Regions from separate parts of the Homo sapiens genome. Here region 1 is linked to region 2. A link is a contact called in ENCODE Hi-C or POLR2A ChIA-PET data. All regions are on one chromosome and are shown on one strand. Each heading gives the region's core, a stretch centred on a gene start or an enhancer-like site at or near the end of the contact. The rest is flanking DNA. Distances are from core to core; before and after follow the strand shown. Region 1 has its middle 30 kb from the start of CYP4F2. Region 2 overlaps OR1I1 (olfactory receptor family 1 subfamily I member 1).

Region 1 (5,826 bases), core at 478-2,977, 780 kb before region 2:
AGCTGTGCCACTTTATAGAAAATGCACTATAAACGTGGCCATTATTACTTCCTGCCTCAGAAAGCCTGGCTCTTGCAGATCTCAAAAGGTCTTTTGAGACTGTTATTTGTGTATCTTGGAAATCAATGGCAACAATTTTTTTTTTTTTTTTGAGACAGAGTCTCACTCTGTCACCCAGGCTAGAGTGCAGTGGTGTGATCTCGGTTCACTGTGACCTCTGCCTCCCGGATTCAAATGATTCTCCTGCCTCAGCCTCCTGAGTAGCTGAGATTACAGGTGCACACCACCACGCATGGCTGATTTTTGTATTTTCAGTAGAGATGGGGTTTCACCATGTTGTCCAGGCTGGTCTCGAACTCCTGGCTTCAAGTGATCTGCCTGCCTTAGCCTCCCAAAGTTCTGGGATTACAGGTGTGAGCCACCATGCCTGTCCGGCAAGAATTCTTTTTGTTTCTTTGTTTTGTTTTGTTTTTTGTTTTGAGACAGAGTCTTGCTCTGTCACCCAGGCTGGAGTACAGTGGCACAATCTCGGCTCACTGCAACCTCCGCCTCCTGGGTTCAAGCCATTCTCCTGCCTCAGCCTCTGGAGTAGCTGGGATTACAAGCGCGTGCCACTACGCCCGGCTGATTTTTGTATTATTAGCAGAGACGGGGTTTTGCCATGTTGGTCAGGCTGGTCTCGAACTTCTGACCTCCTGATCTGCCTGCCTCGGCCTCCCAAAGAGTTGGGGATTACAGGCGTGAGCCACTGCGCCTGGCCAAGAATTCTAACGTGTGCTCATTGAATGAGCTCTGCCTGCCCTCTCTGCTGTGCATATAGGAGGCGCTTCTTTTTTTTCTGAAAGCGATGGGGGCACATGGAAGTGCAAGGGGGTGGGAGCTGAAGGAAACCTCAGTGAATGTCTCCCAATAAGATCCTGCTACAAACATTTATCTCTTAGCATAAGGGACTCGGCACCACTGATCCCTGCAGACCCCTCAAACCTCCTTCCCAGCTGCTCTCCCTCCCTCTCTGCACTTGGCCGCCCTGGGCTCAATTCTGATTCCCTAATAGACTCTCTGTTCTTCTCTCACAGCCTTTGGATTTGCGGTTCCCTGTGCTTGGAATGCTTTTCTCCCAGCTCTTTTGTGACTGAGTCTCATCTGATTCCAGGATTGGCTGAAATGGCACCTTTTCATCCAAGCTCTTCCTCCTCTATCTAAACAGCCCCCCATCCCAGATAATTTTTATCCCATGATCAGTTTTTGTCATAGCATTTTATTGCTCTGAGAGAGTGTTTGTTTCCTAGTTTATTGAAAGCAGATAGGGTACGCAATCCTTTATCGTTTGTCTTCTTCATCGAGCTGCAAGTTCCATAAGGCAGAGAGATCTCTTTTGTCCTGTCTGTTCTTGTTCTGTTTATTCAATTATAGTAGATTCTGTTAGAGCTCTGCCTGTAACTCTTTGCATATTGCTGTTGCAATATTTACTATCCTGTCTTCCAACTGCCAACGTCTCTTTGCTGCAGAGCTTCCTGTAGCTGGATCTCACTCTGCCTCTCAGACAAGCCCAGAAGTGTTGGGAAATTAACCTCTCATTGATTGGTTCTTAACCAAGGACTGATGGTTGCTGGCAGATGAATCCTTCAACCCCCCACCCTCCAGCCCTTTTCCTGGAATAACTCAGTGCATTCCCTACACTGTCCTCTAGAGGTTCCCAGTGAACCGCACCCCCTCTCCGATTAAGGCTCACACTTAACAATAGGCCCAACACCAGGCTCTTTATCTCAATCTGCTTCTGGAGACCCATCTAAGACACCTGCTTGAAGAGAGCCTAGACATAATTCAGTAAATATTTCTCCTTCTCTCCCCTCCCCCGCCCCTTCCTTCCCCTCTCTAATGACCAATAATGTTGAGCATCTTTTCCTGTGCTTCCCAGTGTTTAAAACAGCATTTTTAGCCTGGACGCGGTGGCTCACACCTGTAATCCCAGCACTTTGGGAAGCCGAGGTGGGTGGATCACTTGAGGCCATGAGTTTGAGGCCAGCCTGGCCAACATGGCGAAACCCCATCTCTACTAAAAATACAAAATATGTAGCCAGGCATGGTGGCACACGCCTGTAGTCTCAGCTCCATGGGAGGCTGAGGCAAGATAATCACTTGAACCTGGTTGGTGGAGGTTGCAGTGAGCCAAGATTGCGCCACTGCACTCCAGCCTGGGCAACAGAGTGAGACTATCTCAAAAAATAAAATATAAAATAGCATTTTTTTTTTTTAGATGGAGTCTCACTCTGTCAACAGGTTGGAGTGCAGTGGCGTGATCCCCCTCCACTCCCCTCCTTTTGTTTTTGCTCTTTCTTTTTTCCTTCCTTTCCTTTCCTTTCCCTTTCTTTCTTTCTCTTTTTTCCTCTTTCTTTCTTCTTCTATCTCTAGCTCTCCTTCCTTCCTTCCTCCCTCCCTCCATCCATCTCTCCCTTCTTCCTTCCTCCCTCCTCCCTTTCTTTCTTCTTTCTTTCTCTCTTTTTCTTTCTTTTTTCTTTCTTTCTTCCTTCCTTCCTTTCTTTTTCTTTCTTCTCTCTCTTTCTTTCCTTCTTTCTTCTTTCTCTCTCTCTCTGTCTCTCTCTTTCTCTCTCTCTCTCTCTCTTCCTTTCTTTTCATCTCACTCTGTCGCCCAGGCTGGAGTACAGTGGTGCAGTCTTGGCTCTCTGCAACCTCTGTCTCCCGGGCTCAAGAGATTCTCGTGCCTAAGCCTCCTGAGTACCTAGGATTACAGGTGTGTGCCACCACGCCTAGCTAGTTTTTGTATTTTTAGTAGAGACGGGGTTTCGCCATGTTGGCCAGGCTAGTCTCAAACTCTTGGTCTCAAGTGATCTGCCCGTCTCAGCCTCCCAAACTGCTGGGATTATAGGTATGAGCCATCACCCCCAGCCGGTTCAGTAAACATTTCTGAATAAATGACAAACACGATCAACACTAGTACCACACGATATCGCTATTTATTTGTCAGAAATATTGCTTCTAAACTTCTCCCCAGACTCACCCCCAAGAAGTTGGCTAGAACTTGAGCAGTTGTCCTTTAATTGCGATTTATTTCATGAACAGGTAACATATGATTTTAACGTGGTTGTCATAAGGAAGTGCTGATAGGCAAGGTATCTGGGAGTGACGCTGACACAGTTGGGTCCCAGTCGGACTGTGCTTCTGTATGATAAACTCCAATTGTATAGTTCATTTGTGCTTTCAAAAGGTACTTATTAAGGCCAGGCACACTGCACTCCATCTTGGGCAACAGAGTGAGACCCTGTATCTTAAGAAAAAAAAAAAAAAAAAGGACTCACACCTGTAATCCCAGCACTTTGGGAGGCCGAAGCGGGAGGATCACTTGAGGTTGGGAGTTCAAGACCAGCCTGGCCAACATGGTGAAACCTCGTCTCTACTAAAAATACAAAAATTAGCCGGGTATGATGGTGCATGCCTGTAGTCCCAGCTACTTTACTAGGGAGGCTGAGGCAGGAGCTTTGCTTGAACCCGGGAGGTGGAGGTTGCAGTGAGCTGAGATCATACCACTGCACTCCAGCCTGGGTGACAGAGTGAGACTCTGTCTCAAAAAAAAAAAAAAAAAAGATATTTATTAAGTGCTTAAGCCTGTGTAATAGTTGTCTATTACTATGTAACAAGTCAGCCCCCCACCAAAACATAGTGACCTAAAACAACAAATATCAGGATTAGGGCATTATATTTCAATACATTGGAATTATTTAGAAGACTGTGATACTCAATATAAATATGAGAAAGAGTCTCACTCTGTTGTTTTTGTTGTAATTGGTTTTTGGGATTTGCCAAAAATTATTTGCCAAGGCTGATGTCAAGAAGGATGTTTCTTAGGTTTTCTTCTAAGATTTTAATACTTTGAGGTCTTACATTTAAATCTGTAATTCATCTCGAGTTAATTTTTGTACATGGTGAAAGGTCAGGGTCCCGGTTCATTCTTCTGCACATGGTTAGCCAGTTATCCCACGAACATTTATTGAATAGGGAAGCAGCCAACAAACAAATGAAAAAATGTTCCTCTTCGTTAATCATCAGACAAATGCAAGTCAAAACCACAATAAGATTCCATCTCACACCCGTCAGAATGGCTGTTACTAAAAAGTGAAAAAAAAAAAAAACAACCAAATACTGGTAAAATTGCAGAGAAAAGGGAACACTGCTGGTGAGAATGTAAATTGGTCTAGCCACTGTGGAAAGCAGTTTGGAGATTTCTCAAAGAACTTTAAACAGAGCTACCATTTGACCCAGCAATCCTATCAGTGGGTATCTACCCAAAAGAAAATACGTTATTCTACTAGGTAGACACATGCACTTGTGTGTTTACTGCAGCACTACTCACAATAGCAAAGATGTGGAATCAGCCTAGGTGCCCATCAACAGTGGATTGGATATTTTTTTCCTTTTTTGAGATGGAATCTCTCTCTGTTGCCCAGGCTGGAGTGCAATGGTGTGATCTTGGCTCACTGCAACCTCCGTCTCCTGGGTTCAAGTGATTCTCCTGCCTCAGCCTCCCGAGTAGCTGGGACTACAGAGACCCACCCTCACGCCCAGCCAATTTTTGTATTTTTAGTAGAGACAGGGTTTCACCATGTTGGCCAGACTGGTCTTGAACTCCTGACCTCAGGTGATCTGTCTGCCTCGGCCTCCCAAAGTGCTGGGATTACAAGTAGGAGCCACCGCACCTGGCCTGTATTCATTTTTTTAAAATATCATTTTACGTTCAGGGGTACATGTGCAGGTTTGTTACACAGGTAAACCTGTGTCACGGGAGTTTGTTCTACAGATTATTTTTGTTACCCAGGTATTAGGCCTAGTACTCATTAGTTATTTTTCCTGATCCGCTCACTCCTCCTACCCTCCAGCCTCCAATAGGCCCCAGTGTGTGTTGTTCCCCTCTATGTGTCCGTGTGTTCAAATCATTTAGCTCCCACTTATAAGTGAGAACATGTGGTATTTGGTTTTCTGTTCCTACGTTAGTTTGCTTAAGATAATGGACCCCAGCTCCATCCATGTTCCTACAAAGGACGTGATCTTGTTCTTTTGCATGGCTGCACAGTATTCCATGGTGTATCTGTACCACATTTTCTTTATCCAGTCTATCATTGATGGGCATTTAGGTTGATTCCATGTCTTTGCTATTGTGAATAGTGCTACGATAAATATTCTCATGTGTGTGTCTTTATGGTAGAATGATTTATATTCCTTTGGATGAATACTCTATAATCAGGTTGCTGGGTCAAATGGTAGTTCTGTTTTTAGCTCTTTAAGGAATCGCCACACTGCTTTTCACCATGGTTGAACTAATTTACACCCCCCACCAACAGTGTATAAGGATTCCGTTTTCTCTGCAACCCCCTGCCCCCAGCATCTGTTATTTTTTGGCTTTGTAGTAATAGCCATTCTGACTGATGTGAGATGGAATCTCATTATGGTTTTGATTTGCATTTCTCTAGTGACCGGTGATGTAAAGATTTTTTTTTCATATGCTTGTTGGCCACATTAAAACTACAAGTAGCTACCTAGCTGGGGAGATGAATGAAAGCTGTTGGGAAATGTCATTGTCCTCGGTGTCCAAGAAAAGAGTCACACAAATCATTTCCTCGGTTGAAATGTCCACCACTTCATCGTGAGAAGCCAAGAGCACTTTTCATGCTAAGCTGTGAGAAGCAGAGAGTGGCGGTGGGGGTGTCAGTACAGGGATCTGAGATTCCGTTCTCTGTTGCTTTGTGTTTCAGTCACCTTGGACAGAAATCAGCTTTGCAGAGGAGACTTGGTGCCCACTGCCTCCTGAGCTCA
Region 2 (5,642 bases), core at 1,539-4,038:
GAGGTCGAGGCTGCATTCAGCCATGATCACACCACTGCACTCCAGCCTGGGCGACAGAGCGAGACCCTGTCTCAAAAAAAAAAAAAAAAAAAATTTACTGGATAAGATTGGCTCAAACCTCTTCCAGCATGCTTGCTAAGATTTTAGAGAATTTCCAGATTATTTTCTGTCTTTTGTTGTTGCTGAATTAAGGAGTCCCGCCATCTTGCTGGTTTTGCTCTGTGGGATGAGGCCCCTGGCTTCTTAATTTCAGCAGAGTCCCAGTCCCACAAGGCACCTGAGTGTGGGACAGGCATAACTGAAGGTTGGGGATATCAAAGGAGGAGTGCATCTCTCACTTAACCTTGACTGCAGGTATCTTTGTTCCAACTCAGCAGCCTACTTTGGCTGCCCCATCCGGTATTCCTAAAACCTTTCCATCACACTGCCTCATTCATTCATTCATTCAGAAAATATATTTTGTGGCTGGGTGCGGTGGCTCATGCCTATAATCCCAGCACTTTGGGAGGCTGAGGTGGGTGGATTATTTGAGGTCAGGAGTTCGGGACCAGCCTGGCCAACATGGTCAAACCCCGCCTCTACTAAAAATAGAAAAATTAGCTGGGCATGGTGGCGGGCACCTGTAGTCCCAGCTACTTGGGAGACTGAGGCAGGAGAATAACTTGAACACGGGAAGCGGAGGTTGCAGTGAGCCAAGATCACACCACTACACTTTAGCCTGGGCGACAAAGTGAGAGTCCATCTCAAAAAATAAAATAAATAAAATAAAATAAGATTAAATTAAAATAAAGAAAAAAAGTGTTTTTTGTTTTTTTTTTTCTTCTGAGACAAGAGTCTTGCTCTGTCGCCCAGGCTGGAGTGCAGTGTCATGATTTTGGGTCACTGCAACCTTTGCCTCCCGGGTTCAAGCGATTCTCCTGCCTCAGCCTCCTGAGTAGCTGGGATTACAGGCACGTGCAACCACGCCTGGCTAATTTTTGTATTTTTAGTAGGGATGGGGCTTCATCACGTTGGCCGTGGTTGGCCAGGCTGGTCTTGAACTCCTGACCTCAGGTGATTGCCCGCCTTCACCTCCCAAAGTGCTGGGATTACAGGTGTGAGGCACGGTGCGTGGCCAGAAAACATACATTGAGTGGCTACCGTACTAATCATAGGGGCACAGAGGTGCAAAGATAAACAAGATAACACTATTTCAGGTCCCAGCTCCCAGCTCAGTCAAATGGGTGAAACAGACATTAATCAAAGGGTTACACAAACTAATATAAAACCACTGCAGTGAGGAGGCCGGGTGCAGCAGCTAACACCTGTAATCCCAGAACTTTGGGGGGCTGAGGCAGGTGGATCACTTGAGGCCAGGAGTTCGAGACCAGCCTGGCAAACACGGTGAACCCCGTTTCTACTAAAAATACAAAACATTAGCCAGGCATGGTGATGCGTGCCTGTAATCCCAACTACTCGGGAGGCTGAGGCAGGAGAACCATTTGAACCCAGGAGGTGGGGGTTACAGTGAGCCGGGATCGCCCCACTGCACTCCAGACTGGGAGACAGAGCAAGACTCTGTCTCAAAACAAAACAAAAGACCCCACAAAACCACTGCAGTGATGAAGAGATCACTAATGATGAGTGATGATGAGAGAGGGGATAGCGAGTGTAACATTAGGGCAACTGATGTAGCTGGGCAAGGGATGGAGGTTAGGGGAGGCTTCCTTGAGGAAGTGGAGTTTGTGCTGAAATCTCAATGCCAAGCAGGAATTTACTCAGGAGGGGTCAGGAAGAGGGAACAGCATTTGCAAAGGTCCTGTGGCACCAGCTCCTTATCTTCTGATGGTTTTCAGCCCACTTCACCTCTCACTTTTTGGTCTTTCTTGGTCCCCTTAACTCTTGTCACTCCCATCCATCTATACGAGGATTGGCAACCTATGGCCCATAGGCTAAATCCAGCCCTTGAAATAAAAATAGTTTTGCATTTATTTTTATTTATTTATTTATTTTTTAAGTTTTTTAGAGACAGTGGTCTTACTCTATCCCCCAGGCTGGAGTGCGGTGGTGCAATCATAGCTCACTGCAGCCTTGACCTCCTGGGCTTAAGTGATCCTCCTTCCTCAGCCTCCTGAGTAGCTGAGACTACAGGCATGCACCACCATGCCCAGCTAATTAAAAAATTTTTGTAGAGATGGGGGAGGTCTCACTATGTTGCCCACTCCAGTCTCGAACTCCTGGCTTCAAGCAATCCTCCTCCCTTGGCCTCTCAAAGTGCTGGGATTACAGGCATGAGTGAATGCACCTGGCCTAGAGTAGTTTTAACATTTTAAAAGTGGTTGAAAACAAACCCAAAGGCTACAAGGTATGACATGTACTATGATATGAAATGGAAGCTTCTGTGTTTATAAACAAAGTTTTAGTGGAACACAGCCAAGCCCATTCGTTGATGTCTCATCTATGGCTGCTTTCGCCAGACAGCAGCAGAGTTCAGTCATTGCAACGGAGATGGTAAGGTCCCTAAAGCTGACAATATTGACGACCTGGACCTTGACAGAAAAAGTTTGCTGACTCCAGATCTATGGCATGGATAACTGGCAGGTTCGTTCTGAAGCACAGCCCCACCCCCTATCCTCCTTAAACCTTGTCATGGTCCCACTCCCCGTGGTCCACACACCGTGTTACTCCCAGTGCCCTCCACGGGCCCCCTGCAAACCCAGCTTCCCTGTCACTCTGGGCTCAGGCCACACCAGTCTCCGTGATTTCTTTAAACAACACAGGCTCCTTCTCATCATGGAAACTTTGCACCTGTTGTGCCCTTCCAGGGGGAGATTACACCTAAGGGCCATGGACCTGGGCCAGTTCACAGCTAGAATACAAGTTTCCGGGGAAAAAAAAAAAACAACCAAAAACCAAAAAAAAAAAAAAAAAAAAAAAGCGTTTTAAATCCAATTTGTGAAATGACATTATTGCCACCTAGTGGCCACTTCTCTAACTGTAGTTTTCAGAGCTTTTAGGGCGGTTGGGAAGGTTCCCTCCTGGACACAGTGGCTAGAGCGGCACCCCAAATCTGGTTCTCCTGTATCTCTGTACCTAAAGCCTATTTGGGTCCCGGTTATCTACAGGACCCCCATCTAGCCCAGTGATGCTCAAACTTTTAAATTACAAACTTTTTTTTTTTTTTTTTTTTTTTTTTGAGACAGAGTCTCGCTCTGTCACCCAGGCTGGAGTGCAGTGGGGCGATCTCGGCTCACGCAAACTCCGCCTCCCGGGTTGACGCCATTCTCCTGCCTCAGCCTCCCAAGTAGCTGGGACTACAGGTGTGGGCCACCACGCCTGGCTAAGTTTTGTATTTTTTTTTAAATTGAGGAGGAGTCTCGCTCTGTCACCCAGGCTGGGGTGCAGTGGCGTGGCCTTGGCTCACTGCAAGCTCCGCCTCCCGGGTTCAGGCCATTCTCCTGCCTCAGCCTCCCGAGTAGCTGGGACTACAGGTGCCCGCCAACATGTCCGGCTAATTTTTTGTATTTTTAGTAGAGATGGGGTTTCACCATGTTAGCCAGGATGGTCTTGATCTCCTGACCTCATGATCCGCCCACCTCAGCCTCCCAAAGTTCTGGGATTACAGGCATGAGCCACTGTGCCCGGCCTAATTTTCGTATTTTTAGTAGAGAGGGGGTTTCACCATGTTGGTCAGGATGGTCTCGATCTACTGACCTTGTGATCTGCCCGCCTCGGCCTCCCAAAGTGCTGGGAATACAGGTGTGAGCCACCATGCGCAGCCTGCTGTTACTTTCAGTGGCAAAACCACAATTACTTCTGCACCTACCTTGTAGGGGTGTTGCTTAACACTTATTGAGATTGTGCATATAAAGGAGTTAGCATTGTTCAGATAATAAATCTCGGTTGTCATCATCATTATTGTCATCATGCTGATACCCAGTAAGTGAATCCATGCAATCTAAATCCTTCATCCTTTTCTCCAGTTCTAGCCCAGGGTCCCTTGGCCAGAACACATGGTCAATTGTAAACTTGAGAGGATGTACTGGGACACTTTGTAGGTTTTGTAGGTTGCTGACATTTCTTAAACTAACTGCATTTGTTTTCTAGCAATGTTGCAACAAAGTACCACAAATCAGGCCGAGTGTGGTGGTTTACACCTGCAATCCCAGCACTTTGTGAAGCCGAGGAGGGCAGATCTCTTGAGGCCGGGAGTTTGAGACCAGCCTGGGCAACATAGTGAGACCCTGTCTCTACAAATATATATAGCTGATTGCAGTGGCATAGGCCTGTAGTCCCAACTACTCAGGAGGCTGAGGCAGGAGGATTGCTTGAGCCCAGGAGTTTGAGGTGAGGTTGCACTTTAGCTATGATTGCACCACTGTACTCCAGCCTGGGTGACACAGTAGATCCTGTCTGTCTCTAAAAGAAAAAAAAATTTAAAAATTACCATGAACTAGGTGACTTAAACAATAGAAATTTGTTGTCTTACAGTTCTGGAGGTTAAGAGTCCGAGATCAAGGTGTTGGGCCAGGTGCAGTGGCCCACGCTTGTAATCCCAGCACTTTGGGAGGCTGAGGTGGGCAGATCACTGGAGGCCAGGAGTTTGAGACCAGTCTGGCCAACATAGTGAAATCCCATCTCTACTAAAAACACAAAATTAGCTGGGCGTGGTGGTGGGTGCCTGTAATCCCAGCTACTTGGGAGGCTGAGGCAGGAGAATTGCTTGAACCTGGGAGGTGGAGGTTGCAGTGAGCCAAAATCATGCCACTGCATCCAGCCGGGATGACAGAGCAAGACTCCGTCTCAAAAAAAAAAAAAAAAAAAAAAGATCAGTTGTCAGCAGCTTTGATTCCTTGGTTCCTTCTGAGGGCTGAGAGGGATAGCCTGTTCCACGCCTCTCCTGGCTTCTGGTGGTCTGCAGGCAGTCCCTGGCATTCCTTGGCTTGTAGGAGCATCACCCCAATCTCTGCCTCCATCTTCATGTGGCGGTCTCCATGTGTGTGGGTGCCTGTGTCCAAATCTCCCCTTTTCATAAGGACGCCAGTCGTATCAGATTAGGGACCAACCTAATGACCTTACTGTAATCTAATGACCTCTGTAAACACCCTATCTTCAAATATGGTCACATTCTGAGGTCCTTGGGGTTAGGACTTCAACATATCTTTTTTATTTTATTATTATTACTTTTGCAGACAGGGCCTTGCTCTGTTTCCCAGGCTGGAGTGCAGTGGCAGGAACATAGCTCATGCAGCCTCGACCTCCTTGGCTCAAGAGGTCCTCCTGTCTCAGCCTCCCGAGTAACTAAGATGACAGGTGCACACCACCACACCCAGGTAATTTTTTCTTTTTTCATTTTTATTTTTTGTAGGGATGAGATCTCACTATGTTGTTCAGGCTGGTCCTGAACTCCTAGCTTCAAATGATTCTCCCTACTCAACCTCCCAAAGTGCCAGAGTTTACAGGTGTGAGCCACTGCGCCTGGCCTCCCACGTATCTTTTTTTGGGAGCCACAGTTCAACCCATAACACTAACTTTTTAAGTGCCCCGGGCCACCTGATCTGCTGTGGCTGACCCTGCGTGTAGAATCATACTGGGTTCAGAGTCAGGCGATGAATGTCACAGGAAACACATAGATTTTGGAGCTAGGCTAGGGTCTGTGTTCC

Evidence for each region. Hi-C counts contacts between places; a loop is a spot of excess contacts on that map. ChIA-PET counts read pairs that join two places held with the same protein, here RNA polymerase II (POLR2A). Pooled maps may share reads with other maps.
Region 1: a pooled map shows a loop between it and region 2 (2.8-fold over the local background). The contact joins two enhancer-like sites. A Hi-C loop is called at or near these places in 1 of 50 pooled maps. POLR2A ChIA-PET finds 5 or more read pairs at or near these places in 3 of 52 experiments (MCF 10A, activated CD4-positive, alpha-beta T cell and activated CD8-positive, alpha-beta memory T cell).

What each region holds. Positions count from the first base shown.
Region 1 is chr19:15,865,097-15,870,922 of GRCh38, reverse strand. No RefSeq gene overlaps it. Among named protein-coding and RNA genes, the nearest start is that of CYP4F2, 30 kb to the left of the region's middle. RefSeq lists a silencer at 5,750-5,826. Within about 2 kb of position 1,727, at least 4 of the 41 ENCODE cell types and tissues checked have a DNase peak (open chromatin) inside an H3K27ac peak, as active enhancers do.
Region 2 is chr19:15,089,362-15,095,003 of GRCh38, reverse strand. It overlaps OR1I1 (olfactory receptor family 1 subfamily I member 1), which reads right to left. Exons shown (of 2, transcript NM_001004713.2): 2 at 2,034-5,642. Among named protein-coding and RNA genes, the nearest start is that of OR1I1, 10 kb to the right of the region's middle. Within about 2 kb of position 2,788, at least 2 of the 41 ENCODE cell types and tissues checked have a DNase peak (open chromatin) inside an H3K27ac peak, as active enhancers do.